3 separate regions of the Homo sapiens genome follow, and all the other regions are linked to region 1. The links are chromatin loops, found by intact Hi-C in ENCODE. Cell type or tissue: Calu3. All regions are shown on one strand. Links, peaks and the distances in the headings refer to the core of each region. The heading gives the core; the rest is flanking DNA.

The links. A loop is a pair of places that touch in the nucleus more often than their neighbours do. Peaks named below come from ENCODE experiments on the same cell type or tissue, not always from the same donor. Only the 100,000 strongest peaks of a DNase experiment are listed, where the experiment ranks them.
Region 2: it touches region 1 in a loop (2.2-fold over the local background); 9 of 110 quality-filtered maps call a loop at or near these places.
Region 3: it touches region 1 in a loop (2.0-fold over the local background); 6 of 110 quality-filtered maps call a loop at or near these places.

The regions. Positions count from the first base shown.
Region 1 is chr18:62,936,306-62,947,086 of GRCh38, reverse strand. It overlaps PHLPP1 (PH domain and leucine rich repeat protein phosphatase 1), which reads right to left. Exons shown (of 17, transcript NM_194449.4): 11 at 5,169-5,369; 12 at 1,816-1,978. Among named protein-coding and RNA genes, the nearest start is that of PHLPP1, 230 kb to the right of the region's middle. RefSeq lists an enhancer at 3,901-5,100. In Calu3, for the core only: no CTCF peak of the experiment used is centred there; a DNase peak (open chromatin) is centred at 4,286.
Region 2 is chr18:62,876,437-62,887,217 of GRCh38, reverse strand. All of the region lies in intron 4 of PHLPP1 (PH domain and leucine rich repeat protein phosphatase 1), which reads right to left. Among named protein-coding and RNA genes, the nearest start is that of PHLPP1, 170 kb to the right of the region's middle. RefSeq lists enhancers at 7,195-7,694, 7,695-8,196, 9,096-9,596. In Calu3, for the core only: no CTCF peak of the experiment used is centred there; a DNase peak (open chromatin) is centred at 5,317.
Region 3 is chr18:62,806,345-62,817,125 of GRCh38, reverse strand. The region is part of intron 1 of PHLPP1 (PH domain and leucine rich repeat protein phosphatase 1); the gene reads right to left. Among named protein-coding and RNA genes, the nearest start is that of PHLPP1, 96 kb to the right of the region's middle. In Calu3, for the core only: no CTCF peak of the experiment used is centred there; DNase peaks (open chromatin) are centred at 1,565 and 4,735.

The DNA.
Region 1 (10,781 bases), core at 1,211-9,210:
AAATTTTTGTTGTTGTTGTTGTTGTTTGTTTTTTGAGACGGAGTCTCGCTCTGTTGCCCAGGCTGGAGCGCAGTGGCACGATCTCGGCTCACTGCAAGCTCTGCCTCCCAGGTTCATGACATTCTCCTGCCTCAGCCTCCCGAGTAGCTGGGACTACAGGCACGAGCCACCATGCCCGGCTAATTTTTTCTATTTTTAGTAGAGACAGGGTTTCACCGTGTTAGCCAGGATGGTCTCGATCTCCTGACCTCATGATCCGCCTGCCTTGGCCTCCCAAAGTGCTGGGATTACCGGCGTGAGCCACCGCGCCCAGCCAAATTCTGGAAATTTATAACAAACATCTTAAAATGCCACTGTGATGTATGAGACAGTGTTCTTAAAGCCCAAAGTAAAACATTTTGTGGCTTAAAGCATACGTGCACATGCGTGCGCACACACACACACACAAACAAAATGGCTTGTACACATCTCAACCATATAAATGTGTAAAAACTGTTGTGATAAAAAGTTATGCAAGCCGGCCGGGCATGGTGGCTCATGCTTGTAATCCCAGCACTTTGGGAGGCCGAGGTGGGTGGATCACCTTGAGGTCAGGAGTTCAAGACCAGCCTGGCCAACATGGTGAAACCCTGTCTCTACAAAAAAATACAAAAGTTAGCTGGGCATGGTGGCAGGCGCCTGTAATCCCAGCTAGTCGGGAGGCTGCGGCGAGCGAATCGCTTGAACCCGGAAGACAGAGAGAGGTTGCAGTGAGCCAAGATTGCACCATTGCACTCCAGCCTGGGCAACAAGAGTGAAACTCCATCTCAAAAACAAAACAAAAAAAAGTTATGCAAGCCATTTAAAATGTCTTCAAATGTCTATTTGCTTTCTTAATCTAAAACACAAGGTTTATATCAGCAAGTGCCTGGAAAGTGAAGAATGGCTAAGTTGGACTGCTCTTGTTCCCTGTTAGGAGATTAGAATATGCTCCAAGTCTGTAACCACCAAATTATTTTTCATTAAGCATAAAATCGATTACTAGAAATGCTAAGATACAAATGAAAAACTACATTGTATATAAAGAACTTTTTACTTCTGTACCATTTCCCTGCCAGAAAAGAAACAAAATAGGAACACATGGTTGTTACATGGCTTTCATTCTAGTGAACTGGTTTCATCCCATGAATCTACCTCAAGTCAGCAGTCAGGATTTGCAGACTACCTCTGCTACCAATTTGCTGTCTTAATTTACACAGATTGCTTCACTTTTCAGCACCTCAGTGTCCTTACTTATCAAATGACAATAATATCTGCTCTGCCAATTTCATTCCGTTGAAATCAATGTTTGGTGACAGCAATGATGCTCTGTCTATATAGGGAATTACCATTAGTGGGCTAATATGGTGGGGTGTGCTATTTAACTGGGTGAGTTGGTAGGGAGCGATGTGTAGTGGTACTGTTAACCTTTTCAAACTGCGATTACACCAGCGTCAGCCTTTGAGCCTCATAACCACCCTGGAAATAAGTGGAACAACTATTAACAGATAAAGAAGTATAGGGTGGCTATGTGGGTAGCCTCATGTCATACAGTAAGTGAGGGACTCAGCCTAGAAATCCAATTTTCCCAAAACCTGCTCCAGTGTTTTGCTTTGTTTTTTAACTCTGCCGACTCAACGGTGTAGCCCATTGGTTAGGAAGGAGGAAGTAAGGGCTAATGGGGGCCTTCATTCTGAATAAATCCAACAAAGATGCAAACGTCCTGAGTTGATGAGTTAGGAAGTCAACTTTCTTTGCCGACCTGAAGCTTAGAGTTTATGAAATGAAACCACATACCTTGATCTCTGGGAGCTGCATAACTTCGGGAAAGACCTCGATGCAGTTGGAGTGAGCAATCACGGTGTGCATGCGCCTGCAATTCATGATCGTTGTTGGGATGGCTTTCAGCTTATTCCCACTGAGATCAATTTCTTCAAGTTCCTCCAGTTTCGCCATTTTACTAAAAAAAGAGAAAATAAAGCAATTTAAAAGAAAATAATATAGGACGAGAATCAAAGGATGAATTAAATTGCTATGACTTTAAGGATTCATTTGTAACAGTCATTTTTACAAACAAGACCATTTTTTCACTATCATTTTGGAGTACTGAAATATTTTAACACCTCCTTTCTCACTACAGAACAAAAACTATTCAACTCTTCAAATTGTCAACAAGAAGGAAAATGGATGCCCTTTTCCTCCTAAAAGTCTATGTGGAAATTAAGTTACCCTGGCAATAATCATGTTACTGTATAGCTTGGTCTGAACACTAATGAAAACACTATTTAAATGGGTCAAAAGCCAGCACTAATACAATAAAACTGCCTTAAAAGAGCTCAGAGAGTATGATTTCTTTGTAGTGGCACTGAAAACTCAAGGGGGAGGTAGAGAACAGGTCTATAGTTCATATTAAGATAAGCTTTTTCTTCAACCCTCACTCCCCCAACTCCTCTGACATCACTGATGAATACAAAGTGGTGGTAAGGAGCAAGGGGTGTGTTAAAAGCCCATTTGGATCACCTCTTGGACTTCTGGCAGAGCCCAAATTCACACCAGGGCCAAAAGACATTTATCTCAATTGTTGCTAAACATCTACCAAGAAGGAATCTCTCCAACCTTATCTTAATAATATGTTCTAATGTAATTAATTTAATACTTCTGTTTAAGAATGTCTTTTATTGTTCAATCCTCCTCATCTATAATCTTCATCAATAATTACAATAACCAACTAAAGAAAAATTCCAGAATCAGGGTTTCTTGCATTCTTTATAAATTTGAAAGAAAAAACAATGCCTCTACCTCTGCAATCACTGTAATAGTATCTGGCACTTTTTTGACCCTTTTTCCACTCCTGCTGATGTTAGACTCCAAGAAGCACAGGATTCCCCATTAGTGTGATCCAGACTCATAAGCTGAATAATAGTTTACATTTTTTGGTATTGTTTCTACCTGTTATAGTTTCATTTGTCACAATACACTTTTAAAGAATTTAACAAAAAAAAACCACTGTATTATTTTTGTCATCTTTCAAATATAAAGATTATCTTGTTTATCTTGAAAATAAATATATGCCTAAGATACAGTAAAAACTAAGTTTTTATCTTATGAAGTCAGACCTTTTAATATCATATACATCCAGTGTGGTATCAGAATAGACTACAAACAATATGTACACAGACTATGAAGTAATCCATCTATGATAGCCCGAATTTCTGAGAATATTATTTAAATATGTTATCATCATATTTTGAAAAAAATATAGTGATACGGTTTGGATTATTTGTCCCCTCCAAATCTCATGTTGAAACGTGATTCCCAGTGTCAGAGGTGGGGCCCGGTGGGAGGTGTTTTGGTCATGGGGGCAGATACCACATGAATGGCTTGATGCCCTTCCCATGGTAATCAGAGAATTCACACGCTGTGCATTCACGCAAGACCCTGGCATCTCTTTTGCCCCCTCTCTCACCATGTGACACAATGGCTCCCCTTCACCTTCTGCCATGATTGTAAGCTTCCTGAAGACTCACCAGAAGCAGATGCCAGCCCTTGTGTGCCTTGAAACTAATGGGTAATGGTGCATGAAAAATGATTAAAAGCACAGAAAACAGGCCCCCAAAAGAAAAAGTTAAAGAAATTTCCAACTCGCCACATAAAAAGAAGGTGGCAAAAGATGTGAAGACAAAATGACTAGATGGTGGTCCCGTTCTTTAATTCAGCAACCATTTAAGTGTGGGCCTTGTGTGAGATATGAGGCTGAGGGATACAGCAAGGTCACAGACCCAGCTCTTAAGGTGCTCTGGTTTGCAGGGGAGCTACTGAGCCACATCACAACCACAGGGAGACAGAATTCATTCCTAGATGGATTTTTTTACAAGGTGTGTTAAAAGTTTCTCTGCACTTAGGGTGGGTGATTACACCTGGCACGGGTCACTGGGGGTATATCCTCAGAATTAGAGCTGATGATCCTTTCCTCTGCAGGGTTTAGACATTCATCATCTGAAAGAAGACAATGAGCTCTTTCAGATAGGTTGCTGTTATGTGATTATCATGGTTTTTTCCAAAAATATCATTTCCCCATTCCATAGTGAAGTAAAAGTAGATGGAAGTAAGCATAAAATAGTTTAATTATTAATATCAAATGAGGAGGAAAGTAAATATTTCATTACACCAAAAACAGAGCAATACTTTAAGTCAACATATACACGGGCCTTCCTTCTTCAGCAAGGGCTCGAACAGACTGGTAGCCCTGAAGGCAGCAGAGGGAAGCTATGATAGTGTTTTGATTTGGCCCCAATGCTGAGTTGCAGTTACCAAGCAGAAACCAGAAGGGTTAGTGTTTGTTTCTTTGATGCGTGGGTGTGTGTTCAAGCCCTAACTTGTTAGATGGATAAAAGCCAATGAAATGGAAACACGGTAAATCCTCACGGCAGGCTCAGCACGCAGATTCACTCAAAGCTAGATATAATGTCACCGCTCACCGAAAATTAGAAATTAAAGTAAAAACAAATTAAAAATGGACTATTTTGAGAGCCAGAATTTGCAATGTTACAGTTTCTATGGTAGTAGAGTCTACCACTGCTCTGTACATCATGAATATGAATATAAAGTTTGGTAGATAATGAAGGATTTTCAGGTTCCTGGTTTACATTCTAATTCCCACATACCCTATTAGGTTAATGTTTTTGGAAACTTTATTATTTACTTTATTTTTTAATAGATAGGGTCTCACTATGTTGCCCAGGCTGGTCTCGAATTCTTCAGCTCAAGTGACCCTCCCATGTCAGCCTCCCGAGTAGCTGGGACTACAGGCACGCACTGCCACACCTGGCTCTAGGATAATGGTTTTTTAAAAAATTAATCTGACTGGTTAAAAAGAAGTAAAAGAAAAAACATACCTGCTAAACAACACATTTTATTTCAAAATCTTAAGAACATTCTTGTGATTAGGTCTTTGGACACATATGAAGAAAACCAATCTACTTCTCTTTAGGGAAATGTCATCATAGCTTACATAAAGGAAACTGTGAAGGGAGCAGGAACAAGCAAACAAACTTGACATCACCTGGGAAATAAATATTTCAGCCTTCACCTTTCTATGAATACACTTTGAGAAATGCAATTCAGAACGCAGCTTTACAACTGTCCTTTACCTTGCTGGAAAACTCTGAAGTCGGTTATAGGCCATGTGAAGGATCTTCAAATGGGGGTGTCCCGTTAACAAGGGCACACATTTGTCTGTGAGGCTGTTATTTGTCAAATACAACTCTTGTAAGATACTGTTTGTCTCTTCGGAAAGCGTGGCTGGAGGAAGGCTTTCCAGTTTGTTCGCAGAGGCGTTCAGGAATCTCAGGCTACAATGACAAAACGCAACAAAATGCCATTGAAAAGTCACAAAAACCCTCAAGAAACCTAAAAGCTTTGATACCAGGCATATTAGAAGCTGGGATCAGAAACATGAATTGAAAAGACAAGCCCTGGCTTCAAGGAGTTCAATTAGCAAGTATTTGTATCTGTGATTCACTAACTATCATGACCACAATAGCTATCTATATGTATTAAACACAGAGATACAACCAATTTTTATGGAAGCACAAAGGTAAGGGGAAGCAATTATTTTTATAGTTGGCGGGGAGTGGAAGAGAAAGTGATATGGTAAAGTTAATATTCTGACTTAAGGAAGAGAAAAACAGTTTCCTATTTTGTAATCAAAAGTTTTTGCTAAAGCAGGAGGATGCCAGGAGTTTGAGACCAGCCTGGGCAACAAAGCAAGATCCTGCCTCTATAAAAATTAGGTGAATAAATAAATAATAAATAAATGGTTCTTATAGTAATAAAACAGGTATTAGATCACAATGCAACTAAATCACATAGTGACTTGAGTCCTCTTCAGTATAAAGTCCAAAGCACATTTTACTGGCTTTCACAAGTGCAGGAGATAATTTGCTCTCTATTAAAACAACATAATATGATGTAGCAATGAGAATAAAGAACTAAAACAACATGTATCAACAGGATGAATCTCACAAACACATAATGACCAGAAGAAGCCAGATACAAGAGGAGACCCACTGCATGATCCCATAACTATATAAAGTTCAAAGTCAGGCAAAATTACTCTGTAGTAACAGAAGTCAGGATGGCAGTAACTCTTAGGTGGGGAGGGAAAGGAGGCAGTATCCAGGAGACGGCGTGTAACGTTTCAAATATTGTAATGTTCTGTTTCTTAGTCCAGGTGCTGGTTACACAAGTGTGCTCACTTTGAGACGAAGCATCAAGGGCTACACTTATGATCTGGCCTCTTTTCTGTATTTATATTGTACTTAAATAAATTTTACATTAAAACAAACAAACAAGATAATATATTGCTGCCACACTTTTCAGATGCTAGAGTGAAAAGAGGATAAAGGCCAGGCGTGGTGGCTCACGCCTGTAATCCCAGCACTTTGGGAGGCCGAGGCAGGCGGATCACAAGGTCAGGAGATCGAGACCATCCTGGCTAACATGGTGAAACCCTGTTTCTACTAAACATACAAAAAATTAGCCGGGTGTGGTGGCGGGCGCCTGCAGTCCCAGCTACTCGGGAGGCTGAGGCAGGAGAATGGCGTGAACCCAGGAGGCAGAGCTTGCAGTGAGCGGAGATCGCACCACTGTACTCCAGCCTGGGCGACAGAGCGAGATTCCATCTCAAAAAAAAAAAAAAAAAAAAAAAAAAAAGAAAAGAAAGAAAAAGAAACGTGGATAAAATATAAAGAATGGTTTTATAACTAAGATAAGTAAAATTGCCCAAAAAAAAAAAAATCCTCCACGGTGATTGTGAAATGTAGTTAAATGCACATTGCAAAGCTGGGGAATGGCAACAAATCCTTGCTGTGATCAGGTTCCAAATCACTCCAAAGGGACGGACTGTGTCACCCTCAAGAGTCAGAGATGACCCTCCTGATTCATGACGAATGTCCAACTGTGCAGCTGCAGCAGGTGGGAAAGAGACAGTGCTCAGTACATAGCACTTGCCTACAAGAGTTAGAAGGGTGAAATCTCCCATGCCTCCCCCTGGCCCCCAGATCAACCCTGTTGATGAACCACACTATTCCCTCATTTCAATCACTTTGGTTTGAAACTTTCACCATTCAATTCAGGACTATTCTGCCATCTGTTAAAAAAAAAAAGAATAAAATCATCCTTAAAAAGAATACAGAATACCAGGCAGTTATTTTTAATCTTGGAGAGAAAAAAAAAGGCTACTAGGAGTCCTCACCAGGACTGTCACTTCAAGCTCTCAGTCCACTAATTTAAAACTCTTCAATCTTGTACAACCCCTTCAACACACAAGCACCAACTCCATTACTTATCTGAGGAAAAGCAGCTTCCCCAAAATAGAACATTTTCCATTAAAGAAACACGTATTCCGTTGACATTAAAAAAAAAAAAAAGGAAGTTAGAGAACGGCTATCCAGACCATAAATAGTCACGGGAAATTATAGTCGTGTGTGCTACAGAGAAGGAAATAAAGGTCACTCCTGCAGTTTCTGAAATGGTTTTGAAGTAGGAAGGAAACAAGTTTCAGCAACATAGTTGTTTACCATCGCTGTTTAGAGTATTTTTATGAGTCTGTTTCTTTAGATCCCATTTAGACCACCTTATTTCCTGTTAAGAATTTCTTTAGTGTAGCATTAGAATAAATTACAATGTAAGAAATAAATTTTATTGCCCTAAAATATCATGGACTAGTGTTGGCTGGGAAACTATATAAAATAATTTCATTAAAATAGAATTCTCAGCTGGGCGCAGTGGCTCACACCTGTAATCCCAGCACTTTGGGTGGCTGAGGCGGGTGGATCACCTGAGGTCAGGAGTTCGAGACCAGCCTGGCCAACATGGTGAAACCCCCCTCCTCTACTAAAAATACAAATATTAGCTGGGTGTGGTGGCAGGCACCTGTAATCCCAGCTACTCGAGAGGGTGAGGCAGCAGAATCACTTGAACCCGGGAGGCAGAGGTTGCAATGAGCCAAGACTGCACCATTGTGCTCTAACCTGGGCAACAAGAGCGAAACTCCGGCTCAAAAAAAAAAAAAGAAAGAAAGAAAGAAAGAAAAAAGACAAAAATAGAATTCTCTAGGAAATATGTAGTTATACACACACAAACACATGCGATAAAACAAAGTGAATTCATGTTTGCATATTTTTTAGGCCAGAAAAAGAGGGAATGTTTTAAAAACAGACAAGTGAATGCTCATCTAGAAAGCTGCCAAGCAACTTAAAAAACCCCTCATGGCATCTGAATAAAGGGAAGAAAGTGATTTCCTCAAAGATTTATCCTCTCATCTTTTTGAAAGTTGTCTGTAATTAAGGAACTATATACCTTTTATGCAAAATTAAGGGGGAAACTGCCAGCATCATCCACCTCCAAGAAATGAAACTAGTTAGTTGAAACCACATGAAGTGGTTCCAAAGGACATCATCTGAACTGCATAAAGTCTGACTTAATCACCTTGCTGGTTAATAGTCAAAGAGCAAACAATTGGACTAAAAATATTTTTTATTATCATAGTATCAGGAAAATTAAATTCAATACCCATTCACTTAAGCCATTCTTCCTAAAACCTCACAATGTTTCAGCAGGAGACAATTTAAATTGGTTTAATAGTCTACATTTCATCCTTCCACCAGAACGAACAAATACTTTAGTTTTGCAAAGTTTCTCCAGGATGGTTAACAATTTTAGTAAATAAATAGGCTCCAGAACCCCACTCTCTGCTTTCAACCTTGCAAAAAAGCTGAATTCTTAAAGGGCTGAGTCAGGTCTCAACTCTGTATGATGTGATAACTATCCTCAAGCTTCTTCCTTACAGAATTTTGTAATAAGTATACTATAAAAAAGATGGTTTAATGTGCCAACAGCTGTTTCATGCTTCATCCATATAACATTTTTCACTATGCAATCCTCTTCTAATTAGAGAAAAAGCAGTAACATATGACTGTTTTCTTTTCATTTGTAAGGTACTTTGTAGATTCCACAGACACCACAGACCTTTCTTCCTTCTTCTTTTTTATTTTCTTTTTTGACAGAGTCTTGCTCTGTTGCCCAGGCTGGAATGCAGTGGCATTTGGCTCACAGCAACCTCCGCCTCCCAGGTTCAAGCAATTCTCCCACCTTAGCCTCCTGAGTAGCTGGGATTACAGGCATGCACCACCATGCCCAGGTAATTTTTGTATTTTTAGCAGAGACAGGGTTTCACCATGTTGGCCAGGCTGGTCTCGAACTCCTGACTTCAAGTGACCCACCTGCCTAGGCCTCCCAAAGTGCTGGGACTACAGGTGTGAGCCACTGCACCTGGCCACTATTTTCTATCTCATTTGATTTTTCCATCACCCCAGAGATATAACCTCTCATATTTCACGAAAGACAAAACTCAAAGCTGAGAAAGTAACATTATTTGGCAATGGCTCAATAGTAACTAGTGGCAGAGACAGAAATAAAACTCGGATTTCATCAGTCTCAAGTCCACAGTTTTCTACCATGTGTCTCCAAAATTCAAATGTTGAAAAATAATTATAAAAACCTTTTTGTGGGGACATTTTCATAGGTCCTTTTTTTCTAAAAGAGCTGGAGGGTCAAGCAGGGCACCTGCATGTAATGTGAAGACCACGTGTGCACAGCATTTCAAACTCAATTCTTAAAACAAGTTAGTAAATAGCACAGTACTCAAGAACTTCTCTCAGCATAGAGTTCAAAAGTCTCAGAGAAAAGACACACAGATATGGCTCCTGCCCTAAAGTGTTTGGAAAGTCACCCGCAACAACAGTGAGACAAATCCATTTCCTGCTTCTTGAGCAATTGCTCTGCTCTCCTTGGCATATTCTGTCCATTTGACTCATCTATATATTTTTTGTTTTGTTTGCTTTTTAGTAATTTCCAGCACACCCTTAAATTTTACAGCCAAATTCTCTTAGAAACAGGGCACAGGATTTGGTACCATAACAGATTTATCTATTTGTAGACATACCAGGTATTGTAAAAATGATTTTTCTGGAAATCTGTACTGGGACTTATATACCATTAAAACTCTACATAGTCACAACTGTCTAACCCCAGCAAAACTCTTACTTTTAGGCAACCCTCTGATTTCTGTCTCCGAAGCATTCCAGAAGTGTAAACATTCCAAGTTTCTTATTATTGCTTGTTTTTATAACAAAGTACTTTTGACAGTTCCATCTATCTTCACAAGGCTGACACTTCACGTTGTATTTCATTATCAGTCCTCCTTTCTTCTCCAATCAGTCTTATTATCTTAGATGACCTTGATGTTTTTGAAGTGTACTCGACAAACATTCTGTAAAATGTCTCTCAATTTAGGTTTTATGTTTCATCATCATTAGAGTAAGGTCATGCGTTTTTGGCAAAAATATCGCAGAGGTTGTGCCCTTCTCAGGGCATCACATCAGGATATATGTGAGGCCAATGTCTTATTATTGGAGATATTAACTTTGATTACTTGGTTAAGGTGGTGTCTGCCAAGCATCTCCACTGCAAAGTAATAATTTTTTCTTTTGTAATTAAATAACGTGTGGAGAGATCATTTGAGACTATGAAACTCTTCTGTTTCTCATACTTTTGCCCATTAATTTAGCATTTGTGCTTGTAACAATCATTTCTGTGTTGTTTGCCAAGTGATTTTTCTATTTTCATGATTCCCTCTACTTACAGTTTGTTAAATGGAATTATCCTACAAGAGCTCTCCCAATTTATTTACCTAATTACTT
Region 2 (10,781 bases), core at 1,335-9,334, 60 kb after region 1:
TACTACTTTTCATCTCTCCTCCTCCTCTTTTATTAAACCTTATTAAAGAGTTTAATATAAATAAATATCTATCACTCATAATTCTAAGCCACAGGTCAAAGAATGGCCTCAGGAAAGCACTATCTTTTCATTCTCATTTTCCCCTACCAAGAGTAGCAGTATGAGTAATGGAGGACAGTGAATATTCTGAACACTATATTTACCTTCAAACCAATTCAAGCACAGCTCAGTGCTCCCAAACTACTCAACAACCTGAAAAGACTGACTTCATTTTCCAGGACAAGCAGTATGTTTTAAAGAAAGAAATATAACTCATGTTCATTTGTCCTACAATACAGAGTTCACACTACAGAAAGGAAGTTAACATTTATGCAGCACATAATCAAGAGTAATCTTAATTATTAAAATGAAGTTATTTCAGTCACAGTATTATATTTAGCAAACAGCAATGAGCATCACTCAGGTCTGACTTACTCCAAAGGCACGCTTTTAGTTACTGATACCAAGTGTCACAGAAAAGCACAATCAACTAAATATACTTGATAATCTACAGAGACAGAAAACTGTACTTGTAGTATGTTTGCAAACAAACCTGAAGTCTCCTTCAAACTAGGTATCCTAAGTGCCCTATAACAAAGTGCAAAGGCTGGTGCCATGACTCACACCTGTAACCCCAGCACTTTGGGAAGCTGAGGCAGGAGGACCACTTGAGGCCAGGAGCTCAAGACCAGAGTGGGCAACATAGCAAGATCCCATCTCTACTAAAAAAAATTTAAATTAGTTGGGTGTGGTGGTGTGCACCTGTAGTCCTAGCTACTCGGTTGGATCACTTGAGCCCAGGAGCTTGAGGCAATAATGAGCTGTGATCGTGCCACTGTGCTCCAGCCTGGGCCACAGAGCAAGAACCTGTCTCTAAAATAAATAAATTAAACAAACAAACAAACAATGTGCATGACTGTTTGCCAAGGGTGGGGCCCTCAAGTGGCAGAAGGTCAAAGTGGGGACAGGGAAGAGATGGTAGAATCAAGCTGATACTATCACTATTAAATTACTAACACTGCTTTAATTTGCACCTCCTACTATATTTACATTATAAAATGAAAGTACGGTAATAATGACACCGTACGTTTATACACAAAATGTGCTAAACTATCTAGGGGTGTGATCTACTAGTGTTCCTACCTTTTCCTTCCTTTCTCCAGCTTCACAGCCATGACTAATAAATGGCAGAGACAGAACAGCACACAACTTCAAACTGCTATTGAGAGAATAGAGCAATCAGTTCCATCCCTGTATTTTCTTAGTTTCCCCTGTAATCTAGACAACAGTAGACCATGTAAATGTATCACTGTCTACACTTGGCTTTAAATGGAATTTTTCCCCAGTTACTAAATTTTGAGGTGTAATATTCCAAGCTACTTAAGCAAATTATTTATAAAAGGAAAGAGTGTTTAGTTTCTTAATCAGAAAAGTTTAAATGCACTAAATTCATGCATCCAACTTCCCTACCTTTATTAGGTAAATATAAAGTTTTTTTGTTTTGTTTTGTTTTGTTTTTGAGACGGAGTCTCACTCTGTCACCCATGCTGGAGTCCAGTGGTGCTATCTCAGCTCACAGCAACCTCCGCCTCCCAGGTTCAAGCGATTCTTCTGCCTCAGCCTCCCGAGTAGCTGGGACTACTGGTGCATGCCCCCACACCCAGCTAATTTTTGTATTTTTAGTAGAGACAGGGTTTCACCATATTGGCCAGGCTGGTCTCGAACTTCTGACCTTGTGATCCACCCACCTCAGCCTCCCAAAGTGCTGGGATTACAGGCATAAGCCACCACGCCCGGCCAATATAAAGGTTTTTAAAACAAGTAAACCACGGTTCAACAAGCTTATTTGAGTCTGGCCTCTAAAAAACTAGTTGGGAGTCAATGCTCATTAGAAAATGAAGTGGAGCCATTTTTATCCAAGGGCAGGAAAGAAAACAAAAAAGCCAATGTTTTACAGTGTCAAAGTTGAAAGAAAGAAACAAATATACACAAATGTTACCAATCCTCACATACTTCCTCCTTCTGGGCTTGTTTTGTCATAAGATGTGCTTAATCTTTTTCATTTTCTTAACACTTATTCAATCTATACTCAAAAATGTAGGTACAAAGCTATTTTTGCATGTGAGTTACAGGGAATGGCTATATATGCTTGTACATATTTAGGAAATAAAACCAAATAAACAGCATGATGACTATTTGGAGACATAATATTAATTAGCTTTAGATATATCTAAGTCTTGAGTAATTTTTCTTCCAGGAACTAGGGACATATACACTTGAAAACTTGACTAAAATAACAGTATGATGGAAGTAGTTGTACTTTTAAACCTATTCTAAATGTGCTCAAAATGGGTGTCACAAGTAACACCCAGGAAGAGAAAACCATACTGTTTTAGTCAATGATTCTAATAGAGAGAAATCAGTATTATTCACCACAAATGGGTCAATTAAAAAGACTCCCTAGGTAAATAAATTTCCGTTTCACAGTAACAGCCCGTGTTTAACTTGTTTTTTCCTCTGTGGGGCACATGCTAGCCCACTTTGGAAATTATTAGGCTTCAGTATTAAGTAATGAAGGAGCTGCTCAACGGCTGGACTTGTAAGCGTCGCTCTGGGCCTGCCCCCTACTTTGCATCAATTATGAAAAGCAGGATCCCTAATGGCTTTGAGTGGCTCTGCCTTAGTGGGGAGTTGCCAGGCTGTCAGTGCTCTGTAAGACTCACTGTATTTTCTTTTAAGAGAAAGATTTTATTTGATTACCAAAACAATAATGCTCATTTTAACAAAGTGAGTCCAACTATAGAAGCACATAAAAAGTTAACAGTCTCTCCCACTTCATTTCAAATCCTACCCTCCTGAGATAAGCAGTGTCAATAGTTTGGTTTATATCCTTCCAAAGCTTTTCCTCCTTACAGCTGCATAAATAGGAGATAGCCCCCTCCACATTTTTTTGAATCAGATTATACCACATATATTTTTTCTGCAAATTGTTTACTCACCCAATACAAACAAATCATCTTATTGAGTCAGTACATAAAAACCTAACTCAATCTTTTTGACAGCTGCATAATACACAGAGTACAAATGAACCATAATGTATTCCATTCCTCCGCTGATTGACATTAGGAGTACTCTCAGTTTTTCTGCTGTTACAATTCTGCAAGAAACATCCACTGATGTATCTGGTTGTGTATTAATGATTTTACTTTACAGTACTTATTGGTGCCTAATAGGCCTTATCCTTAATTCTGAAATCCAAGAGACTCTGAAAATTCAAAGATTTTTAATTGACTCATGTGATGGCAAAAGCTGATCTGAACTGATGTGAATATTCATTTGATCTCTCTAGAAATATGAATGTGTCTACTTATGGGGTGCTCTCTTAAACCCTGCTGGAGGTGTTACATAATGTACAGTATATGCACCATGTTATCTCCATTTAATCTGAAAACACAATTGTCCTCAAGAGTTTTAATAAGGGACTGTGAATCTATACTTCTAAAAGTATAACTGATGGCCCCAAGAGTATGTACAGTTTAAATATGTACTACAAAACTACAAAAAAAAGTTACAGAAATTCATACTCCCATTCAGTCATGTAAGAGAGGGTCCCTTTCCCCATGCTAGCATTTAATGTTAGCATCTTTTCAACTGTTGCCAATCTAATGGGCAAAAATTACATAGGTCATTTCAATTTTTATTTTGCAGTAAAGTTGAGCTGCTTTTTGCAAAGAAGAAAATGGTAATTGCAAATCTTCTTTGAGATACACATTCATATCCTTTGCCCACTTTTCTAATGGACTATTCACCTGCCACTTAGTTTGCAGGCATTCCCTGAATACCACCTGCCGTGTACTGTCAAATGCTACAAACACGCCCTCCCAGCCTGCTGTCTGGTGTTTCCCACTCTGTTCATGGTGACTTTTGCCACACACTAATTTTTAATTTTTATTTGCTCATATTTGGCAATCTCTTCCTTTATGGGATCCCTGTTTTTAATTTTGCTTGAGAAGGTCCTCTCACTCCACCCAAAGTGGTACAGATGTTCTCTTAATGTTTCCTTCTAACATGTATATATATTTTATTTTTTACATTTGGATCCTAATTCCACCTGACATGTTTTACAAGAAATGTTAGATGGAGGGCCAACTATTTTCTTTCTGGTACCTAGCTATGTTACCAACATTTATTAAATAAGTCATCCTTTCTTTTTTTCTTTTTTTTTTTTTTTTAAGATGTGGTCTTGCTCTCTCAAAAATAAATAAATACATAAATAGATAAAATCAACCTTATCCATTCAATTTAAATAAATTTTATATACTAGGGGAAGGGAGAACAAAAAGAGAAAGCTTAATGCTTTTCCAATAAAATAGAAAAGCTTGGGTAAAATGAGTTACACTTACTTCATGTTTCTCTTTACTTTTTTCTAAAAGAATTTATAAAACCAAGCACATGTTGTTGTTCTTAAGAGCACACCTTGTGGTTTTGAGACCATTAAAGTTTGACAGAGTAACTTTTCTTTTTTATCTTTAGAAGAAATAATCTTGGGAAGTGTATCAAAGTACTTTTAAAAATGTGTATTGAATATACTTGCTCTTTAGAAACTATAGTTAAGTGAATGGCCGGGCGCGGTGGCTCATGCCTGTAATCCCAGCACTTTGGGAGGCCGAGGCAGGCAGATCACGAGGTCAGGAGATTGAGACCATGGTGAAACCCCGTCTCTACTAAAAATACAAAAAAAAATTATCCAGGCGCGGTGGCGGGCGCCTGTAGTCCCAGCTACTCGGGAGGCTGAGGCAGGAGAATGGCGTGAACCTGGGAGGCAGAGCTTGCAGTGAGCTGAGATCACGCCACTGCACTCCAGCCTGGGTGACAGAGCAAGACACCATCTCAAAAAAAAAAAAAAAATAGTTAAGTGAATGAATGAGAGACACAGACCCCCAGTAAGCAACTTCCTTTTCCATGAACTCCTCAAATTCCAATTCCTTTCGTGTGGTGCTTCTTTGGCTTGGTAAGTTTGTCCTACAGTCATGTGTTAATATTCTTGTCCCAATCCAACTATGATATAGGGCAACCTGCATGTGCCATAATAGTTACATAAGGAAGCCAAATAATTTCTAAAATGCATGAGAGAGGCTGTCTTTCCTGGATGAGGAAAGGAAGGAACACCTTTTGCCCCATGTTCCTTTCGGACTCATCTGTGGTGGCAATGGCATGAGAAACATTTGGCTCATTGTGCCTGCTTCAGAATTGCTGGGAACACCCACCCTTCAGAAGGCATGACTCAACTCCTTTTGGCTTTCACACTGTTGTCCACACCCCCAAACTCCATTGGCCTGTAACTGAACTCTCACATCTTCTCAGTTTCTTGGTACAGTGCTTTTCCTGTCGTCCCTATATGACTTCTAAAATGAATCCACATGAACTTACGTATGCCCTTCTGTTCCAAGGGCCAAGGAGTCCACCAGCCTTGTTCCCAGTGAGCACCTGCCATCATCTGGGAGGCTTAGCAGTGCACGGATGCTAATGTGGCATGCAACCAGCTTGTCAACACTTGAGCCAAAATAAACAAATCATCCTATCTGAATCCTAGTCACCATAAATGCCTCCTGGTACAAGTAAAATAAACATATCACCTTTTCATATAACTAGAAAACAAAAATAAGCACATGCATATTTTACTTAGGTAAAAATTAAAATTTACAGTCATGAAAGAATTTTATAATTTTTTTAAGAACTGCTACAGATGTTGAAAATCAGAATAAATTTACCAAAGCTAAAACTCATAATTTTTCAAAAGTAATAATCAAAGAAATAAAGAATTCTCAGTGTTGACAATAATTTCCATGGACATTTTGCTGTAAAGGCAAATTAAAGTATTCCCTAAAGAGAAAAATTCTTTAATTAAAAAAAACCCTTTATTATTTATTTTTTAAAGTGATGAGGTATCACTGTCACCCAGGCTAGAGTGCAGTGGTGTGATCATAGCTCACTGCAGCCTTGACCTTCTTGGCTCAAGCAATTCCCACGCATCAGTGTCCACAGTACATGGGACTACTACAACCAGCCCTAAAGAGAAAACTCATCTTAATTCCTCTTTTAAAATAATTCAAACAAACAAACAAAAAAATAATAATTAAAGTAATTCAAACAAGAGGTACTTACTGGTTACTATGTGCCAAACCTTAGGCTGGGTTAATCCTATGGATACAATAACAAATAAGGCACAGCTCCTGCCTATGGTGGAGAGGGAGGTACGCAGTGGAAGGCTCCATGAGTCCAGTAAGTAAATTACATAGAGAACCACTCTAGATCATAAGATGGTAATTACGTGAAAACAGCAGCCGCTAGATCTATAGTAAGCCTGAACTAACTAAATTCAGGAAAACAATGAGTCATAAGCTGCATAAATTTGTCATTTTGATTCTTTAATAAATTAGCAATATAAGAATCAAAAACCAAGAAATATGTTATCACATTACACTTAAACATATCTGTTTTGAGATGGTTTCTTTACTCAATTTATCCATGACTACATTTTTTTTTCATTTTCTCACCAACATATCTGCCCATAGTTAGCCCATTAATTGCCAATGATATTCAAGAGATGTTTAATATTAACCGCCACACTAGGACAAATAAAAATATTACAATAACAAAACAAAACAAAAAAATTCCTTAAAAAGGCAGAAAATGGATCACTATTTCTGCTCCTCTTCTCAAACCAAAGGAGAGAAGATTCACAAGTATACTTGGATAAAATCCCACTCAAGTCACATAAAGATATATAAAAAGGAAAACCAAATAGCATCTATATCAAGGATATTGGATTACCAAACAAATGAGAAAGTGCGCATAAGCAAAAGTCAGTGAGAATAATTAGGTCATAAAAATGTCCTTAGACAGTAGCCTAAACACCATATAACAAATAGGCTAAGCATATCTCACAGCTAAATGGGGAAAAAAAAAAAACCCTAACACCCAAAAGTTTCCTAGGTATAATAAAAGTCTGATGCTAGGGTTGAACCATTATTCACTAAACATTTCTTGAGTTCTTACTATGCACAAAGGTGCTGGAAGTATACAAATGTGATTTAGACATGGTTTTCACCCTCCAGGAACTTGAAACAATTTGAGAACAAAGCTCTTATAAAATAAAGCAGAAGGTGAAAACTGAAAACTTACTGGCGGCATTGGGGGGTGGGGGGAGGAAGTACCATGAGTGTTTACAAAAGTGAAAACTTTTACCTAAGGAACATGAGTAGGAGTTCAATAGACAGAGGGGGACTGGAAGACAGACCATTTAAAAAGAATCGTATGGTATGGCTATTTCTCAAACTTCAGCATGCAATGTTATAATGCAGATTCTTGGGCCCCATCACTGTAAGTTCTGATTCAGGTCTGGGATGAAAAACAGGCATCTGTGTTTCTAGTTATCTTAGTCTATTTTGTGTTGCTATAACAGAATACCAGCTGGGCACAGTGGCTCACGCCTGTAATCCCAGTACTTTGGGAGGCCAAGGTGGGCAGATCACGAGGTCAGGAGATCGAGACCATCCTGACTAACACGGTGAACCCTGTCTACTAAAAATACAAACAATTAGCCCAGCGTGGTGGCACACGCCTGTAATCCAAGCTACTCAGGAGGCGGAGGTGGGAGAATCGCTTGAACCCAGGAGGCGGAGGTTGCAGTGAGCCGAGATCACACCACTGCACTCCAGCCTGGGTGACAGAGTAAGACTCTGACACACACACACACACACACACACACACATATCCAGAATACCATTGGGTAATTTATAAAGAAAAAATTGATTTCTCACAGTTCTGAAGGTTGGGAAGTCCAATTTCAAGATGCTGGCATCTGTTGAGGGCCTTCTTGCTGTGTCATCCCATGGCAGAAGAGCAGTAAGAGCAAGAGAGCAAACTCACAGCCTCAGGCCCTTTGATAATGGGCATTAATACATTCATGAAGGTAGAGCCCTCATGGCCTAATCACCTCTTTAAAGTCCCACCTCTTAATACTGTTGCATGGGGGATTATGTTTCCAACACATCAACTTTGGAGGACACATTCAAACCATAGCACCAATAAACACTACAGGTGATTCTGATGTAGGCATTTCATGAATCATTTTGTGAAACACTGATTTGGAAAGCAAAAACTACAAGGTAATTGGGAAACATTAAGTAGACCAAATTATTAAGGAGAAAGAAGCCCTGTGGTTGTAAAGAATGCTTAAAGTCTAATCACAGAGCATGTCAAGAAGACACTGGTATTTGCCTATGAAAAACTTTGAATTGAATGAAATAGTACATCTGAACATGCACATATTTATCACATGTATCAGATAATATCTCCCCTTTGTTGCACTTCCAGACACACACACACACACACACAATATGAGGAGTATAAATATGCATTCTGACAAAGTTTAAAATTAGGGGAAAAAAACAGCTATTTAGAAAGTCAGCCTTTCCCCAAGGTTTTCTTATTAATTATACGTCCAAAAGACATCACCAGGGAGGAATGGGTGTGCCCTGCTTTTACAGAGGTCACTGTCAAATATCCTGCCAGTTCTGGTGTCATCATCCTCACCACTCCAGAGAAATGACAAGAGGAATGTGACTCCTCCCATTCAAAGCTCCATTAGTTTAGAGCATGGTGAGTGACATCAAAATTACAGCCACTAAATAAAAACAGACATTTTCATGGGTCCTTAGTTTTCAAAACTGACATGCGTGTGTTGTCTGAATGAGCTCCAGAATTAGATGTGTTTATTTGACATGAAGTAGCAGAGAGAGGGAGGAGAGGAGTATTGGTCTCCATCAGCATTCTCATACCGGCAACCAAAGAATTATTTCAGAAGTCATCAGCAAAGATGTTAATTATGTTCCCAAGTCCCAAGTTATGATGACACTTCACCATCAACAAAATAAGCATCAGTTTGGTCCTTTTACTCTATACTTATTACTATGCACTAGGAGCTGTGCAGAGTAAAGTTGATTACCACTCAGAATAGCAAATATCTACAAATACAGTGTTGGCATTAAACTCTTGCAGTTAAGTTAAAGCTCAGAGAATACGGCAAAGAGCTCCACAGAGCTCAAAGAATGGAAGTGGACAGAATACAATAACTGAATTGGAATCAAGCCAAGGCTTTTGAAGATACCAGCCTCTCTCCCTTCTATTTAAGTGGGAATAAATGTTAAAGAACATCTTAAACTATCCCAAAAAGTCAACAGGGCAAACTAATTTAATATAGCCTGGCTGATATTTTGTTTCTGAGCTCCGTCTTCAAAATGTACTATATGAGGGAATAAGAAAATGGGCCATCATTGCCATAAATTAGGTCGGCAGCATTAGGCAAGAAGAGAACCAAAGGCTATATAATCACGGAGCCCCAAGCACCACCTGCCGGCTCTGCTTTGCTCAAATTCTCTGGGAAGGAAAATGGGAATCTTGTGAAATGGAAAGCTTCCCAAGAGGATCACAATTCCATCTGAAAAGCAAAGCTGTATAAGAAAGGAACTTCCAGTTCTGGGAACAGTTAACTGACAAAAAGACATTCCATACATTCCATGAAATTCCTTTAACATTTGGCAAGCCTCATGGAACCCTGGTAGTGGAAATTCCTTCCCAAGGTTATCTCTAACCCTGAGCAGCATTTGTGCTGTTTTTCTTTTACATAGGCTTTACTCTTTCTTCAGCAGTCTGCAGCTGGCTTGCCTCTAACGTTTTTTATACAGCAGTGTCTTCAAAGAAGCTGAAATTGTTCTAAGCGCTGCTGTTTAAATCGATCAAATGAACTGCAAAAATGTTTTAGCATGCCACTCTTTATTTCACTATGCTAATGAATTATCACTATTTCCATTAAAAGAAGTCTTCATGAATTATGTATAAAAACAAAAACTAAAATCTTTCAATAAAACCTGGAAATGTGGGCTTTTGGTAATGATAAGTAATTAACATTAATCACTTTACATCTGGAATGCCAACATCCCCAAAAGAGCAGAAGAGCAGAATAGGAAATAAGGTCATTTGTTTTCTACTCCAAGGGAACCAAAAATGTAGAAATTTGAGCTTTCTAAGAAGAGAGGTACTTGATAAATGCCATGCATAATTAGGAGTTTCTCATCGCTCATTTCTTCATACTTTCATTCTATTATGCCCACATCCTTGCACGCCCAACTCCATTCACTCTTTCCCTCTTTCTCGCATGAGAGGACCTGCCCCTCCATCTCTCCATTTTCAGCTAAACCAAATTTCACATCTAATCAGAGCTCAAATCAAGTCTTTCCTCCAAGTGTTGAATTCACTCCCCTCTTGACCCAAGTCATCTTTACTTATTTCAGGTGAAAACTTACTCAATTTATACCACAGCCTCTAAGACACAATCACACAAGCCTGAGTTCCTTGAAACTGATATGTAGGTGCCACATAATGCAATGTGGTTGATCAATAATCATTCTAAGTGACTGATGTCCCCTTAAAATAGTCACCTTGAATACTAAATACAAGAAATGGTTCCGCTGCTCAAAGCATTTCTAAATGTTCTCTTCCTAAAGTTTTATGATCACATTATTTTGATTATCCTTGGTGGTGGGAAAACCAACAATTCAGTTCAGTGAGTATTTATTAAGGACTTTACAGTAGATGGCAATTTTAGAAATTTTTAGATGCTTACTATAAAAGGATTGATAAGTACAAAAAATATTTAAAAAGTGAACAATTCAGAAGAG
Region 3 (10,781 bases), core at 1,433-9,432, 130 kb after region 1:
ACAAAAAAGTACAAAAATTAGCTGGGTGTGGTGGCGTGCACCTGTAGTCCCAGCTACTCTGGAGGCTGAGGTTGCAGGATCATCTGAGCCCAGGAAGGTGAGGCTGAAGTGAGTCAAAGTCACACCACTGCACTCTAGCCTGGGCAACAGAGCAAGACCCTGTCTCTACTATTAAAATACTTAAATAGTTAAAAGTTCCCAAGACAACCTCATAGATTTGGCTAAATAAAAATGATAAATTTTCAAAGAGGCCTGGAAAATACTTTCGCAAAATATGGCAGAAATGATGTCTTATTTAATATAATAATTTTACAAAACAGTAACCTAATGGAAAAAAATAAAGATATATAAACAGGCAAGTTCATATAATAAGTACAAGTAGACAAAAAATATATCCCCCAAATTGCCACTGATAATAGTAAAAACTAAAACAAACTACAACCATTTACCACTTCTCTAATTGGCAAAGATTTCAAAAGACTAATAATACCCACCACTGCATAAAGTTTTAGAAAAATAAACAAACTTCTTTTTTTTTATTATTTATTTTTATTTTTTTGAGACGGAGTATTGTTCTATCACCCAGGCTGGAGTGCAATGGCACGATCTCAGCTCACTGCAACCTCCGCCTCCCAGGTTCAAGTGATTCTCCTGCCTTAGCCTCCTGAGTAGCTGGGATTACAGGCACGTGCCACCATGCCCAGCTAAATTTTTTTGTATTTTTAGTAGAGACAGGGTTTCACAGTGTTACTTGGGCTGGTCTTGAACTCCTGACCTCATGATCCGCCCACCTCGGCCTCCCAAAGTGCTAGGATTACAGGCGTGAGCCACTGCACCCAGCCAGAAACAAACTTGTTATACATTGCTGATATGAGTGTACATTAATACAACCTTTCTGAGGGGCAATTTGAAAATAGGTTTCAAGAGCCTTAATTTTTGTACTCTTTTCAACTTCCAGACATTTAATCTAAGAAAAAAACTTAAATTCACAAAAATGTATGTAAAGAATACCCAATGTAATATTATTTATAGTGAAGAAACATTAAAAACCCTCCTCAACATTCAACAAAAGGAAACTGGTTAAAGTAGAATGCATCTATAATGCAATTATAAGAAATCACTTGAAACAATACTATTGATATGTAACTGCCAACCTGAAAAGATGGTTACCATAGAGTATTAACAGAAAAATGTCTGTTTTAGACTACAGGTATGTCATAATTCTGACACTGTAAATAAATACAATATGTATTCATTCAAATATCAGGAAAAGGGTAGCACAAATTTAAAGTTTAAGAACAGAACAAGTTTAAATATATGCCCACAAATTATTTTAAATTCTTTCCTTCAAAAGAGAGCACCTAATTCCACTTTCTTTGTGTCTGTACTGCACTTAGTGACTGGCTTCTAACAAACAAAATGTAGAAGAAGTGACAGCAGCAGCTTGTGAATTCTGAAACTAGGTCATAAAAGCATATAGCTTCCTCCTTCCTCTCTCTCTAGGATCACTCCCTCTGGGGAAGCCAGCTGCCCTGTCGTGAGGATACTCATACAATCCTTTGAAAAGGCCAACAAGGTGAGGAACTGAAACTTCCTGCCAACAGCCAGCAAGGAACTAAGGCCTCCTAACAACAGCCATGTGAGCAGGCCATATTAGAAACATCCTCAAGGCCGGGCGCGGTGGCTCAAGCCTGTAATCCCAGCACTTTTGGGAGGCTGAGGCAGGCGATCACTAGGTCAGGAGATTGAGACCATCCTGGCTAACACGGTGAAACCCCGGCTCTACTAAAAATACAAAAAATTAGCCGGGCGTGGTGGCGGGCGCCTGTAGTCCCAGCTACTCCGGAGGCTGAGGCAGGAGAATGGCGTGAACCTGGGAGGCAGAGCTTGCAGTGAGCAGAGATCGCGCCACTGCACTCCAGCCTGGGCAACAGAGCAAGACTCTGTCAAAAAAAAAAAAAAGAGGAAAAAAAAAAAAGAAACATCCTCCAGCCACGGTCAAATCCAGAGAACTCCAGCCCCTAGGGCCAGACTGCAAACTTCAAGATGGACCCTGATCCAGAACTACACAGCTAAGCCACTCCTGAAACTCCTGCATTCCTGACTCAGAGATAAATGTCTGGTGTTTAAACCACTAAGCTAAGCCATTCCTGAATTCCTAACTCAGAAATAAATGTTTGGTGTTTTAAACTACTAAGTTTTGGGGCAAAACCTCACAACTTTACTGTGTTGGTTTCACATAATTCTATTTACTGAACACAGTAAAACTTTAATAACCTACACTTCCCTAAAAGAGCCTACAAAATTTATAGGACTTTGTATAAATCTACTACAACTAGAAATGGTCAAAAACAAGAATAAGAACAACACATTAAGCAATCACAAGAATTTCCAAAATGTAAGAGAGTGAAAGTACTCATGATAAATAATGCACCAAAATCTAAGAAAAGTATGATCACTATATAAAGCTACTGGAAGAATTTACCATGTCCCTGGAGCTGAAAATGGTCGAATGAGTGAAAACACTCAACTCTCACCTCACCCTCTTTATCTTCAGAGCTTAGACTGATAAAACTCTAAAGCATGTTTCTTATTGCATATAAATCCTTAAATCCTTCTTCACTATGACCAGTGACAGAAAGAATGAATTAAATTACTTGCCTAGGGTCATTTCAAGAGCTAGGAGAAGGATTGAAATGACTCCGTAAGAGGTCTAGGGGAGCACTAAACTGCATCTGGGAATTCTGTCTCAGAGCTAAGAAGCTAAAAGAAGCTCAGCAAGGAGTGCTGGCAGGAGCTTTGAAACAGATTTAAGACTAACTGCTTTTTAGCTAATGGAAATGACAACCAGCTGCTAAATAGATTTGGGAGGGTTAATTTATGCATCAGATCAAAATATATGAAGTCAACTGCCCAGTAAATCTTGCTTCTTACTGACAGCTATTCAATTTGATTAGGTTTATTTATATCTCCCAAATTACCATAGACACTTATCCTGGACAAATGTCATGCCCTGAACCTTTTGATAATCTCTAAATTCCTGAATATGCCTACAGATTACAGTTTTCTTTATAATACTGATTAACTGGTACCTGAAAAATAGTACCCCTTTATATCTCTAAAGATTCTGCAAACATAGGGCTAAAGTAATTAAAAAGGAAAAAAAAAATCCACCAAAGAAAATTCTCACATAAACTATAGTAAAATGAGCCATGAACTTTTAAAATAATACAACATCAAAATCATAAACATGATCACTGATTGTATGTTTGTGTAGTGGTGCAGGAAATAATACATTAAAATGCTGAAAGGGAAAGGCTGAATGAAGACAAGTTAGAACGAAAGGCTTCAAACCTGAGCATGTGCCAAAACCACCTAGAAGTCTTGCTAAAACAGAGATTGAGGGGCTCTGCCACTCAAGAGTTTCTCATTCAATAGTTCTGGGCAGGAGCGTGAGATTTTGCAGATGTTGCAGGTGTGGGGACCACAACTTGAGACCCACCAAGTTACAGTATTATGTTACTAACATAACTAACCAACTTGACCTGGTGGATCATCAGGATTTGGTTGATTATACCTAGACCAAAGAAGCAAGCAAATCAGGTCAGAGAGAAGAGTGAGGCAAACGTGGGGCATAATGGATGAGAGATCAGGTGCTGCCCAAACTTTCCACTCCCCTCTTTCTTCCTTCCTTCCTCCATCTCTCTTCCTCAAAAGGAACTAGATTCAGTTCTCAGGCATCTTTAAAGTTCCCTCCATTACACGATTCCATGGACAGATCACAATTATTCTTCAGTAGTCCCGAATGCCTGATGCTCACATCTCTTTTTGGGATGTGTATGTTTGGGATGTATGAGAAGGTATCTTCTTCAAATGTGGGTTTCATTACAATTTTGAATTCATACAAACCATAGCCCTTCCTCCCTTTTATGAGCTTCTTCAGCTCAGTTCCAGGAGCAATATATAGTGAGTTGGGGCAGCCTCCCACTATTAACTTCATATCTGGCAAAACATATTTGAAATTTGCAAAATCAACCTTCACTTGTCAGTTCAATGTCTTCACCATCTGTTACTTCTCACATTTCCTGTGCATAACTTCACACAATACCTTAAGAGTCCTTTCAGCATTCTCAAGTTTTCTTTCTTATTTGATGAGCAATATTTTCATTGGTTGGAATAATCACTGAAACACTTTCACTAACTTCTTGTTGCTGTCACTTCCATTGTAACAGATGGTAGACCTGTTCAGTTCCGTAGGTTTAGCTTCCACCACATTCAACATTCTGAAGTTACCTACAACTTCTATATTCCACCTAGAAACCATCACTTTTGTAGACTTCAGGATTTTAATCACCGCCTTCCCAGCTGAATTTATTTTTGTGGTACTTTTCCATAGGAAAAAAAAAAAAGGTCACAGGCACAAAAGTTAAAGTGTGCAATGTCATGAGCAAGGAGACACAACTGAACTTCGCTGAAACAATGAAGCTGGGCAGCAGGCCTCACTCAGGGTGGGCTTAACTCAAATTTCAGCCTCAGAAAAATTACCAATTACACTCTGTCATGAGGATTTAGAGGCCTTAGGAATGACTCAATGTTAACTCTTGGAATGTCTAAGGTCCAGTATACCCCTATTTACTCTTAACTCCTCTAAAGGAACAAACATACGTAGCTACCTCCTTTAGATAAGAACTATGACTGTGTCAAAGGTGATGCACACTGCTGTGTGTGTGGAAATCAGGATGATGACGCTAGACAGCTCCACAGCTCCAACTGAGTCAAGTTTTCACTGTGACATGCTTTTATCAGGAGTGCTGTGGTGTTTCTTCTGAGCATACACACACTCCTAAGTACATAATAAAATAAAAATTCGAAAGCCAAGCATGAATGATTTTGGGATAATCTACACCACTGTTTCTCTCTCTTCAAACGGTGAAAAAACGAACTATATTTCCATTTTCTTTGCTGCAAACAGACTTCGGCCAAGATGACTTCAGACAATGATTAAGAGCCACGTCCCTACAATCATATAAGTCCCAATATAATTAAAAATTCTTTTCCAGTGGTTCTAACTAGGAGGTTGGGTTATAGAGTTTACTTTCTACTGTGTAATACACAGCTATTGTTTAAATTAGTCTTTTATAAACAAAAATTCCAAGAGCAAAACAATTTCCTAAAAACTTTATGTTCCACTCCTCTCTACTGCATTAGATAATAATCAACTCACTGCCCTTTTCCCTACAAAGCTGATCACATTAAATATGTTGAGTCTGGATTCAAAAGTTCAAAAACTGACCTTAAGAAGCTATCTTGTATAGACATGACATCAGAAAAATACCTTAAACCCATTCCAAATAGATGGCTTCTCTCAACTTATTAGGAATCTCTTTAAAAAATTATAAAACCTCCTATAATTAGCCTATTACTAAGATTTACCTTTTGGAAATTTTAGAAGCTTTGTTTTAAAACTTCTTAGAACCACACACAAAATCCATAGAGTTCTCACTTAAATGTTTTCTAATTACTATAAATACAGCCCCATTAACAAAAGTTTAAAAGAAAAGGAAGTTAAAAAAAAAAAAAAGACACAACAACATAACCATAATCCTACTATCTTCATAGTAAACGGATTGGTGAATTTTCGTCCATTTTAAAAATTTGCATACCTTTTTACATAGTTGTAATCATTACATATACACAACTTTACATCCTGCTTTAACCCCTTCACACACCTTTGTATCATACACACCTTTCTAAGTTGTCATTTTATATCTAAAGGACTGCAAAATATTCCATAAGTTATCATTTGTTTACCAGTTTCTTTATTGTTCAAGATTGTTTCTGATCTTTTATTCTATAAACTGCTAGGTCAAATAGCATGAATTTTCTGACTCCAGATCCCTATTTAATGTTACCATTTCTTTCTAGCCAGCAGCTCTAAACCAGCTATCAATCAAAATGAGCAAAAATAAGCATGTTTCTACTACTGAATTATTTTTCCCACAGGAATGAGCAACTTTTCCGGACATTCTCAAACCCAGCAAAACACCAATAGGTTTTTCCAATCCTTGCCTCTGTCTTCACATCACCTTTTTCTCTATATCTCCATGTGTCCTCTTTGTTTCTTATAAGGACCAGTAATTAGATTTAGGGTCCATTATAATCCAGTATGATCTCATCTTAACTAATTATGTCTGTAAAGACCCTAAGGTCACATTCTGAGGTTTTAGCTGGACAGAATTGGGGGACAATAAACTCCTACACTACTGACCTCCGATCTAAATAAGTCTAATTTTCTTTGGTTTTACAACGTTTTTATTTTTAATTAAATAACTATTTATAGTACTACCTTTGTTCAGTATTGCTTTAACGTATTTTCAATATAATGCAGTGAGAGTACAGTAGTCCCCCTTATCCATGATTTCGCTTTCTGTGATTTCAGTTACCCACAGCCAACCTGAGTCAGAACATATGAATGGTATAGTAAGATATTTTCAGAGAGAAAGAAACCACGTACATATAACTTTTATTATGGTATACTGTTATAATTATTCTATTTTATTCTTAGTTATTGTTGTTAATCTCTTACTGTGCCTAATTTATAAATTAAACTTTATCACAGGTATGTTTATATAGGAAAAAACCCTAAGTACAGTATATTGAGGGTTCAGTACTATCCCCAGTTTCAGGCATCCACTGGGAGTCTTGGAACAAATTCTCCCAAGATAAAAGAGGAATACTGTATTAAGATTACCACAAAAAAAAATTACTTAATCACTAAATCTTACCTGAGATCAAGCACTTCTTACCAGCAAAGCTCCAAATAGATTGCTAGGGAAATATGGCATTTTGACTTTTAAATATTAAAGTCAAATGCCCCAGAAGACCAAAGTATCATGCCTCTATGCACTGTATCTGGAAATTCAAACTACTATAGATACACAAAGGACACAGTGATTTTTGTCTGTAGTAGGGCAATTTCTTGACTAAGGTCCAATCATCAGTGTATGAGTAGACTGTACCAGTGTTACCACTTCAGCTCTAAGTTAAACAAGTCTTGCTGTTTATTTAACTAGAGAAGCTCTCTTAGCACTCAGAAAAGACTTAAAAACCACGAAGATGGACCCTGCAGACTATCACAATCTTACATATTCAACAATCTTATAAACTTTTGCAACCTACTCACAACACCAAATAGAACTAGTATCCACCAATTAAATAAACCAACTGGAAAGTGAACTAAAATGTTAATACATGTACAAAAGATCCGCATATTCATTGTAAAACACTGAAGAGAACATAATTATTTGGCAAACATTCATTTAACCAGCATCTAGGGTAAAAACAGAATGTTTTTAAAAAAATAGTGCCCCAACATTCATTGAGTTGTAAGACATACTGAGAAATGCCAATGACTTTTTTTTTTTTGAGATGGAGTCTTGCTCTGTCGCCAGGCTGGAGTGCAGTGGCGCAATCTCAGCTCACCGCAAGCTCCGCCTCCCAGGTTCAAGTGATTCTCCCTCCTCAGGCTCCGGAGTTGCTGGGACTACAGGCTCCCACCACCACGCCCAGCTAATTTTTTTCGTATTTTTAGTAGAGATGAGGTTTCACCATGTTGGCCAGGATGGTCTCCATCTCTTGACCTTGTGATCCACCTACCTCGGCCTCCCAAAGTGCTGGGATTACAGGCATAAGCCACCGCACCTGGCCTGTTACCTTTTTGATACTTATATTGTGTATATCTGCAGAAATACTCAACTTTGGATGGGATGAGATATTCACAGCAGAATTACTTTTGAGGTTTTCTCAAATTAATGATTTGGAGCCCTAAAATAATAATTACAAGGTTCTGACTTAATTTCCATTGTGATACCACTTAGGCCTTGTCTTCCCCACAGGTAATCTCCTCAGGGGAAAAGAAAGTGGAAAGAATAGAACATTCAGTTATTTTTTTGTTTGAAACGACAGTTTTGTTTAAAAATGGAACGGCGGTGGCTTCTAGCCTTCAAATAAAACATATATTTTTAAAAATTCACATTTAGAAAGATTTAATATTCTGGTACTCTATTAAATTTCAACTCATATTAAATTGAGTTTTATATGATCTACATGAGCATCTCTATACCTGGCAGTAGGCAGGCAACAACACAGATTCCAGCCCTCAAAAAACTTAAAGTCTAGTAAAATAATAACCAGGCAACTGCAGTATAATTTTGTAGAAACTATAATAGAAAAAGTACAGTGTACTAGGGAATCACATGAGATACAAATTCCAGGCCAGGCACGGTGGCTCACGCCTGTAATCCCAGCACTTTGGGAGGCCGAGGTGGGTGAATCACCTGAGGTAAGGAGTTTGAGACCAGCCTGACCAACATGGAGAAATCCCGTCTCTACTAAAAATATAAAAAAATTAGCCGGGCTTGGTGGCGCATGCCTGTAATCTCAGCTACTCAGGAGGCTGAGGCAGGAGAATCGCTTGAACCCAGGAGGCGGAGGTGCAGTGAGCCAACATGGTGCCATTGCACCCCAGCCTGGGCGACAAGAGTGAAACTCCGTCTCAAAAAAAAAAAACAAAAAAAAACAGAGAGATGAATTCTAAACAAAAGTGACTATTTTAGACAAGTACTTAGCATAAGAGAACTATTAAAAAGTATCCATGTGCATATAATTAGCGTGATAAATTTTATCAATATATGTAATCATGTAAAGTACAGATTGATTACATCATACTGTCAACTTCCCAATTTCTATCTCCAGCCCAGTCTTCTTCACTTGAATTACAGATTGATTACATCATACTGTCAACTTCCCAATTTCTATCTCCAGCCCAGTCTTCTTCACTTGAATCCAGTTTCCTATGGTCATCTGTCCACTACTCCACAGATCTACTTTAATGGCTCCTCCTACTTATCTAAGATTAACTCATCTTCAGAAAAGATGATTCCATTCATTGAGTGTCTTGGATCAAAACCCAAAGCCTCTTCCTCAACTTCTCTCTCTCACACACCCCAGACCCAATCCAAGCTCCACCTCTGCCCTATCTTTAAAAAACACAGTCATGCACCGCATAACTTTTTGGTCAAGACAGACCACACACACATAGGATGATGGTCCCGTAAGATTATAATGGAGGTGAAAAATTCCTATTGCCTAATTCAATTATTTTAAAAATAAATTTAGTGTAGCCTAAGTGTCCAGTGTTTATACAGTCTACAGTAGTGTACAGTAATGTCCTAGGCCTTCATATTCTCTCACCACTCACTCACTGACCCACCCAAAGCAATTCCCGGCCTGCAAACTCCACTCACAGTAAGTACCCTAGAGAGGTGTACCATTTTTTATCCTTTATACTGTATTTTTACTATTATTTTTTTCTATATTTAGAAGTTTAGATACACTAATACTTCCCATTGTGTTACAACTGCCTACAATATTCAGTACAGTAACACGCTGCACAGGTTTATAGCCTAGGAGCAAAAGGCTATATACCATACAGCATAGAGAGGTGTGGAGTAAGCTGTATCATCTAGGTTTGTGTAATACACTCCATGACGTTCACACAAGAACAAAATTGCCTAATGGCACATTTCTCAGAATGTGTCCCTGTTGTTAAACAACACATGAATGTAAAAACATCTTAGTCCTATTTTAGGTTTATAAGCTATGTGAATACAAGAATTATACCTTCTTCTTTATGCTTCTCCCCAAGAAATCATAAGCCTTAGAGCAAATACTCAATACATACGATTGTATTTTAATTAATTTAAATTTACTTAAAATTTTAGAGTAGTACCTTAATTTTATGTCCTTGAATTTTAGAGTAATTACAATTAATAGAAAATATAACTTGCTGGAAAAACTAAGACCGATTATTATTGAGAACTCTGAATTCACCATCACTCTCTCAATAACTATGTAACAAAGAAGATGTGAGAGTTTCTTTTTTGTATAACAAAGAAGAAAATTATCTTGTGGTCACATATTGCAATAATCCCAAAGATTGAAATAATCCCAAAAGACTTGAAATAATAATGCCAAAAGACTTGAAAAAAATCCAATTAATACCTTCATCTTACACTAAACCAGATTTCGCTATGAAAGACAATAAGGGCAACTTTATTTATAAAAAATTTTTAAACTAAAAGCTGACAAATTTTGAATAACATACTGATTTAAACTAATTCCTGATGCATTCACCTCAAAGTCCTCATTTCTTGGAATTTCCTCAAATAGTTCTGACTCTCTTTATCTCCTATAGACAATCCTGAGCTCATCTAATCCCAAACAAATTTAAAAGGAAAACAAAACTATATTTAAAAGCTTTAGAGTTGAAGAATATAATCTCATACTATCTGAGACAAAGTTCCATGTAGATAAATAGAAAATTATGTCTTTCAAAAAAGATGTCAAGCTAATCCTTGAAGATCTAATTTCAACATTGCAAACAACATTTAGATAGCCCAATTACAGAAAGGAGTGTACACACAATATACCACAAAATTCTTACTGTCTTTTTTATTTTCCTATAAATGGTTTGCCTTGGGAGTACAGTTTTATCTATCTCTCAAAAGAAACGAGTTTTCTCAAAAATATTAGGACCAACAAGAACAGCAAAAAAAGAATCAACTAACCAAATAACAAGCCATCCTCAAAGAATACTTGTTCATCAGTTCCACTGCTATGATCATTTTTATGCCTTATGCCTTTGAAGAAAAATCAGGAAAGCAGGAGAAAAGAACAAGCATAAATCACTAGAAATAAATAACAGAGAATGTTTCCTTTCC